Regions from separate parts of the Mus musculus genome. Here all the other regions are linked to region 1. Evidence: chromatin loops called from intact Hi-C (ENCODE). Cell type or tissue: left cerebral cortex. All regions are shown on one strand.

Evidence for each region. Peaks named below come from ENCODE experiments on the same cell type or tissue, not always from the same donor. Only the 100,000 strongest peaks of a DNase experiment are listed, where the experiment ranks them.
Region 2: it touches region 1 in a loop (2.9-fold over the local background); 8 of 42 quality-filtered maps call a loop at or near these places.
Region 3: it touches region 1 in a loop (14-fold over the local background); 9 of 42 quality-filtered maps call a loop at or near these places.

Annotation. Positions count from the first base shown.
Region 1 is chr5:32,712,974-32,715,473 of GRCm38, forward strand. No RefSeq gene overlaps it. Among named protein-coding and RNA genes, the nearest start is that of Gm52771, 19 kb to the right of the region's middle. In left cerebral cortex, a CTCF peak has its summit at 1,414; a DNase peak (open chromatin) is centred at 1,159; H3K4me3 peaks cover 1,600 bases; H3K27ac peaks cover 789 bases.
Region 2 is chr5:32,862,330-32,864,829 of GRCm38, forward strand. Depdc5 (DEP domain containing 5) reads left to right here and starts at 1,392. Exons shown (of 43, transcript NM_001170567.1): 1 at 1,392-1,492; 2 at 2,248-2,370. The coding sequence starts at 2,313. In left cerebral cortex, no CTCF peak of the experiment used is centred here; DNase peaks (open chromatin) are centred at 1,325 and 1,742; H3K4me3 peaks cover 1,655 bases; H3K27ac peaks cover 614 bases.
Region 3 is chr5:32,853,260-32,855,759 of GRCm38, forward strand. It overlaps Prr14l (proline rich 14-like), which reads right to left and starts at 971. Exons shown (of 11, transcript NM_194340.2): 1 at 834-971. In left cerebral cortex, no CTCF peak of the experiment used is centred here; a DNase peak (open chromatin) is centred at 1,087; H3K4me3 peaks cover 1,444 bases; H3K27ac peaks cover 1,213 bases.

The sequences.
Region 1 (2,500 bases):
CCTAAGGCAGTGGAGTGGATATCAAAACTAGCTAAATTCAAGCCATTGTGGTTCACAGGCCATGCAACTATTTCTGAGGTAATAAAGCTGCTGCTTCTGCTATCTCAGTCATTTACTATTTATTTGATGTTCTTGAGAGGTCAGAACAATTCCTAAAATTCTCAAAAATTCTCATGGCACAAGTCCCTCATACAAATAAAAGCTGATGTTTGCATGAGTATCTGAGTGTCACACTGAGTATCACACACACAGCACAAATGAACCCATGTGCAGCAGCATCACATAAAGAGCCACACCTGTACCCATGTGCTACAGCAACACATACCAGGCACACCTGAACACATGTACAGCATCATCTAACACCTGGATCACATGTAAAGTGGCATCACACACCAGGCAAACTCCAGGACACATGAACAGCAGCATCACACACCAGGCCCACATGTCCACATGTGCAGCAGCATCACATACCAGGCCCACATGTCCACATGTGCAGCAGCATCACATACCAGGCCCACATGTCCACATGTGCAGCAGAATCACACTCCCGGCACACATGTAAAGTGGCAACACACACTAGGCATACATTTACAGGTTAATAACACACCAGGCACACATGTACACAAGTACAGCAGCATCACACAACAGGCACACATGTAAACATGTGCAACAGCATGACACATCAGGCACACATATTTACATGTGCAGCAGCATCACATACGAGGGACCCATGTTCACATGTACATTGGCATCACACAACAGGCACACATGTACACATGTACACATGTACAGCTGCAGCACACGTCAACAGGCGAGGAGTGGTGACGGGTCGCCCAAGGCTCTTCGGTCAGGACCTGACCCGGTGACGTCACTGGAGTCGCCGGGGGTAACGGTAGTCGCTGCGGGGAAACCGGAGATCAGGTCGCGCTGCTCAGAGGTGGCGACGCGGAGAGGACCAGGAAAACTGGGTTCGGCAAGGAGAGGAACTACGCATGCGGCATGCCCTGTTTGTTTCCGGGCAGCGAACTCAAAACCGGAAATCCTCGTCGTCGCTGACGCTCCGAGTTCTTCCCTAGAAGAACTCACTTCCTGTTGGGAACGGAGGAACTTCCTGTCTGGCGCAGGAAGTTAGTGTTTAAGCATGCTGGGAGTTGTAGTCATTTCCTGCCTCGGGTGTTACTTCCTGTTTGCTACAGGAAGTGACATCACAAAAGCACCGAGGCAAGGTGGGAGTTGTAGGTCCCACCTGTGTAGCTCCAGATACAATCTCCCGGTAACCTACTGTTTTAAAACGCGACCCCGTCACCGGGTCGAAGCCGCTCGACTGCCCGCCCTTCCCTCAGGCTGGCCGGTTGACCGCAGGCAAATCCATATCCTTTGACACCGACCGGAGCGGAGCGTTGGAGTGACAACTTGTCGCCACCGGGTGGCGCGCGAGAGAAACCGTCTCGGGGTTCAACCCAGAGACACCCAGTCTCAGAAAAAAAAAAAATTCAATAAAGAAATAATTCTGAATAAATAAATAAATAAATAAATAAATCTAAACCTTTAAAAATTTAAAAATAAAAAATAGGAGGAGTTGAAGATTTAGCTCAGTGGTAGAGTGCTTGCCTAGCAAGTGCAAGGCCCTGGGTTCGGTCCTCAGCTCTGGGGGGGGGGGGGGGAGACAAAAAAATAGGAAAAAATACCAGCTGAGTCTCGAAAAAAAAAACCAAGACTAAATTAATTAAAGAAATGACTAATGGCTGGGCGTGGTGGCGCACGCCTTTAATCCCAGCGCTCGGGAGGCAGAGGCAGGTGGATTTCTGAGTTCGAGGCCAGCCTGGTCTACAGAGTGAGTTCCAGGACAGCCAGGGCAATACAGAGAAACCCTGTCTCGAAAAAAAGCAAAAAGAAAGAAAGAAAGAAGAAAGAAAGAAAGAAAGAAAGAAAGAAAGAAAGAAAGAAAGAAAGAAAGAAAGAAAGAAAGAAAGAAAAAAGAGAGAGAGAGAGAAAGAGAAAGAAAGAAAGAAAGGAAAGAAAGAAAGGAAAGAAAGAAAGAAAGAGAAAGAAAGAAAGAAAGGAAAGAAAGAAAGGAAAGAAAGAAAGGAAAGAAAGAAAGGAAAGAAAGGAAAGAAAGGAAGAAAGGAAAGAAAGAAAGAAAGGAAAGAAAGGAAAGAAAGAAAGGAAAGAAAGGAAGAAAGAAAGGAAAGAAAGGAAGAAAGGAAGAAAGAAAGAAAGGAAGAAAGAAAGAAAGAAAGGAAAGAAAGAAAGAGAAAGGAAGAAAGAGAAAGGAAGGAAAGAAAGGAAGAAAGGAAAGAAAGAAAGAAAGGAAAGAAAGGAAAGAAAGGAAGAAAGAAAGAAAGGAAAGAAAGGAAGAAAGAAAGAAAGAAAGGAAAGAAAGAGAAAGAAAGAAAGAGAAAGGAAGAAAGAGAAAGGACGAAAGAAAGAAAGAAAGAAAGAAAGAAAGAAAGAAAGAAAGAAAGAAAGAAAGAAAGAAAAGAAATGACTAGATAAATGA
Region 2 (2,500 bases), 150 kb after region 1:
GGTGTGTTTCCTGAAAGTTGCTTTTGCTAACAGGGTGGAGGGTGTAGCTGACTGAACTAGCAAGTGGGTCTCATAGCACTCACAGGACAGATTCCCCTGTGTATAGATAGCATCTTGCTATTTGTCTCTGCTCTTTAAGTCATTTAGGATGTGGTGCAGACTCTGAGATCCTCCAATGGACAAGAGAATCTACCTTTCCCACCTCCATTTTTTGAGACATGAGGAATAATTCATCTTTAGATAAGGAGGTTTTTGGCTTTGTTTGTTTGTTTTGGCCTACAAGGTGGGAACAGGTCAGGCCTTCTAGCAGGTTCTTCTTCCCATGAATCCTTACTCTGTAATGAGGCTAACACACAACTTACAGTTTTGTTTTGTTTTTGTTTTTTTGGTTTTTTTTTTTTTTTTTTTTTTTTTTGGTTTTCTGAGATAGGGTTTCTCTGTGTAGCCCTGGCTGTTCTGGAACTCACTTTGTAGACCAGGCTGTCCTCGAACTCAGAAATCCGCCTGCCTCTGCCTCCTGAGTGCTGGGATTAAAGGCGTGTGCCACCACGCAATTTACTCTGGTTGGATGATTTATGCCCCATCTAAGGAAACTACTGGGCCTTCTGCCATGCGAGCCTATTGTAGATTTAACCCATTGTACTCGGGCATTCAATGTTTTGAATATTTTTTTTAATCAAACAAACTTTAAGTTTACTGTACACTTGTTTTGACTTATGTACATTAGGTTTAATTTTGACAACAAAAGAGTATATAATGGGTAATGTAAATTGGTTTCTCCTTCCAAGCTTGTCTCTGTACATGTTACATTTGTACTTATCATTAACTTGTACTTCTTAATTATATTTAACAGTTTTCAATAAGTTAGTAACTCGCTCATGAATTATACACACCCCCGTTTTCTTGCTACATAGCCCAAGAACTCTAGGGAATGTTCAGCACTCTTGTCTCTACAGAACCTGGATTAGGAGGGGGAGCCACCACCCGCAGAGACTTTTGCACTTCTCAATAGCCCTCTGGACCAGGTTTAGTTATTAACTTCGTCAAACACATGGAAACAGCTCCGCGAGGTAAGAGTCGACTCTCTCGAGTTTCTCCTATTACGAAATCACTTCGCTCTTCTGAAACGAAGGTCTTGGCTGTGGCTCTATTTTCAAATTTTCCATGCAAAGCGGGCAGCCCTGTAGACGGTGGCGGGAAACGCCAACGGGAACTCGGTTTGAAGTCGGACTCAACGCCACGCCCCCAGCCTCCCCCCCGCCCCGCCCCCCCCACCTCCCCGCAGCCCCGGAGGAGGAAGTGGCGCGGCCACCGAGACGAGGCGGAGGCTGGGCTAGAGCGGCCAAGCCGGCTGAGCAGGGACTGGCGAGGGGCGGGGACTCGGGGCGGAGCCTCGGGAGCGGCGCGGGCTCAGGTGAGCGCTCTTCGGTGGTGCTGTCTGTCTGGTTCCTAGAGCCCTGGTGCGGAAGCTGCGCGAACTGTGGGGGCTCAGGTGGGATATCCTGAGGAGGTCCTGGGGAGATCTGTCCGGAATCTGGCCTCGGGCCGGGCCTGAGGCGCGCAGGGGCTCTGGAAGTGGGGGGGTTGGGGGGGGGAGTCGAGCGCCAACCTCGGGCTGAGACTTGAGGGGCTTGAAGGAAGGGTCCCTGAGCCAGGTTCGAGGCCCGACTCTTCTTGCAGTTCCCCGTGTGACCTTGGACCAGTCTTTCTCTCACCAAGCTTCCCGGACCGCAGCGGTGAAATGGAGGCAGGACGGTCCGCTGAGAGTTGGTACCAGTAGAGGGGTCGGCAAGGAAACCGCAGCCTTCCTCAGTTCTCTTTTCCCCAGGACATTGTTAGTGGACCGCGAGTCATGGGAGTGCATAACAGTTCGAGTGACCTTGGGCGAATCCCTTGTTTTGACGTTCCTCTACTTATGTGATGGACTAACCTCTTCGAATATCCCTGTACTATTTTGGTGTTCCTGATGCAGACAAAAACAAGGTAGTGCCCCTCTCACCACAAGCCTCCCTTTTAGGTATGCGGTAGAGAAAATAGCTTTAGAGGATGGACGAGATCTGAGCCCAAGTTCCCTTTAATTTTTAAAGCACACTTCTATTTGTTTGTCTCTCTTGGTAATTGGAGGAGCGATATAATGCAAGGGTTGGCACGCCTTTCAGCCGAACAACCACCAGTACCTTCAAGGTCTAAAATTAAAGAGCAAATTTAGGAAGCCTGACATCCTCGATGTTTTTATTTGTGTTTCAGTAGCAGGAAAGCAAGATGACTTCCCTGCTCCAAGATTGGAACAGCTGAAGAAATCACAAGACAAAATGAGAACCACAAAGGTCTACAAACTTGTCATCCACAAGAAGGGCTTTGGGGGCAGTGGTCAGTATTGATTGATATTTGGGGATTGTGTAAGTTGGCTGAAGTTATGATGTGCCTTAAAAATTACCCATATCACAAGGGAGACTGGACAGGTAAGAGTGGAGCAGTATCAGAGATCAGGGATGGTTGG
Region 3 (2,500 bases), 140 kb after region 1:
GACTTTTCTTTCTTAATATATCAATACTAACAACTGACCAAACGTTCACTGTGCACCAAGCATTTTCCACAAAAGTTCCCTTGAGCCCTCATGACAATTCAGAGAAAAAAAAGTACCCAGGTTAAGGATGGGCTGCAACTGACAGGGGATGAGGCAAGGTCATGAGGATGTTAAGTGGGAGATACAAACTTGCAAATATCACACTCCAAAAGAGGAGCAGCAGCTCAATCAATACTAAGAGACTTAATAAAAACACAAAAACCAAAGCTCCCTTGGTGGACATGACTGGGGGAAGGGGAGAAAAGCTGACTTACGATATCATAAATTCAGGGCCTCCCTCTATCTTGGGGTGAAAGTGAAAAATAAAGGATCGAGAGATCTGTTTCTTGCAGATAGGATACCTCTGTCACTTTTGGGAAAGTTGAGAACCTCCTTCACTTGGAAGACGCTGACCAAAGTGGGGGTCGCTCTTTTGAATAAAGAATTCCCCTTGGCACCATAAACGGGTCTCCCTTCGCTGACAAATCGACCAGAGCCGAGGAAAGGCGTATACCAACAAGGGGCGTCGTCCTCTCCAAGGAGAGAGAAGTTGGGGGTCCCCTGCAGATGAAGGTTGAATGGGAGCCTCCTTCCCCTGGAACCAGGACTCCGAGAAGCTGTTTTCTCCCAGGGACGTAGAGCCTGATCTCCTGGATGTCTGTGGGTGTTTGTCACTAACAGCACTGCTTCGGTGCCCTTCGGCTCCCTGAAAGGCTGGGGGCCCGGACCCCCTTTAGTCAGCACCGTCCGGCGGAGGACCCCCAGGCGGTCGTGGGACTGCCCAGGCCTCTTACCCTGTGGCCTCCTCCACGGCTCGTGCTCATCCCTCCACTTTGGCGTCGGCTGCCTCCGTCCCTGCTGTCCCCGCCGCCGCCAACTCTACCAGATCTTCGGGAGCCGAGGCCCGAGGGCGCTCCAGCTTCCACCGCTTCCACAGTGCCCTCCCCCCCCACCTACCGCACTTCCTCATCCGGGGCCAAAGCCAGCCATGCGGACGGGTCTCGATCCCGCCCCCGCACGGCGCGCGCGCAATCCGGAGGGCGGCTCTTCCCGGCTGGTACCTCCACCCTCCGCTAGCTCCAGACACGCTCAGCCCCGCCCCCACCGCGTTGACTCTTAAAGAGAAACACATCGTTCTACCCAGTTCCTGTCTCAGACTGTTACCAGTGCTATGGTCCATATCTCTGAGGTGGACAGATGCCACTCTAGGGCCCTGTCTGCTTCCATCCTGGCAGATTGTGGGACCTTCTAATAACTATAATCAAAGGTTTAGGTCACACCATCCTCCTATTGCTTCTAATCACACTGAAATTCAAAAGATAACCCAGGAAAGTATTTGATTACACTTTGATTTTGTTTCATTGCCTCTCTAGCATTGAAGGTACCTCATTTTATCTGTGTTGCCTGTTTCTTTCCATCCTTGTCTGTTTTCTTTAGGACTCTATATTCATAGCACCTAAAGAAGTGTCTGGAAGAAATTACAATGGACCTGGCATTCCTTTAATCCCAGCACTTGGGAGGCAAAGGCAGGCGGATTTTTGAGTTCAAGGCCAGCCTGGTCTACAAAGAAAATTGAAATTACCTTTTCTTTGATTAGGATCTGCAGAGGAAACCAAGGCTTGGCTGCACGCTCCTTTAACCCCAAAAAGGCAGAAGACAGCCTGGTTTACATAGGATTTGATTTGAGTCAGGATCTTACTTTTTAGCTCAGGCAAGTCTGAAACTTGCTATGTGTGCCAGTCTAGCCTCAACTCTTGACCTTCCTGCCTTGACCTTTTGGATAAAGGGAAAATAGGCATGTGCGACCATGCTTGGCTTATTCGTTTTCTTAAGTCACATGAAAGTATTATTCATCTTACTAAATTTTTATTTTTATCCTTTTATCTCCTCTCTCTCTCTCTCTCTCTCTCTCTCTCTCTCTCGATAGGAAATATTGCAATAGGGTTCTCCCTATGTAGTCCAGGCTGACTTGGAACTCACTATTTAGATGTGGCTCGCCATCTTTTTTCTTTTTTTTTTCTTTTTTTTTTTTAAGTAGCCTCTTAAAATCTATCAACTTTTTGTTTGGTTATTTTTAGTTTTGAAGATAGTTTCTCTTTGTAGCCCTGGCTGTACTGAAACTTGCTCTGTAGATGAGGCTGGTCTCACACTCAAGAGATCTGCCTGCCTCTGCCTCCCAAGTGCTGGGATTAGAAATATGTGCCCTAGGGCTGGTGAGATGGCTCAGTGGGTAAGAGCACCCGACTGCTCTTCCAAAGGTCCAGAGTTCAAATCCCAGCAACCACATGGTGGCTCACAACCATCCGTGACAGGATCTGACTCCCTCTTCTGGTGTGTCTGAAGACAGCTACAGTGTACTAACATATAATAATAAAATAAATCTTTAAAAAAAAAAAAGAAATATGTGCCCTACCACCTGGCTTTTTTCTTTAAAACATACCCCCCCCACACTTTTTTTTTT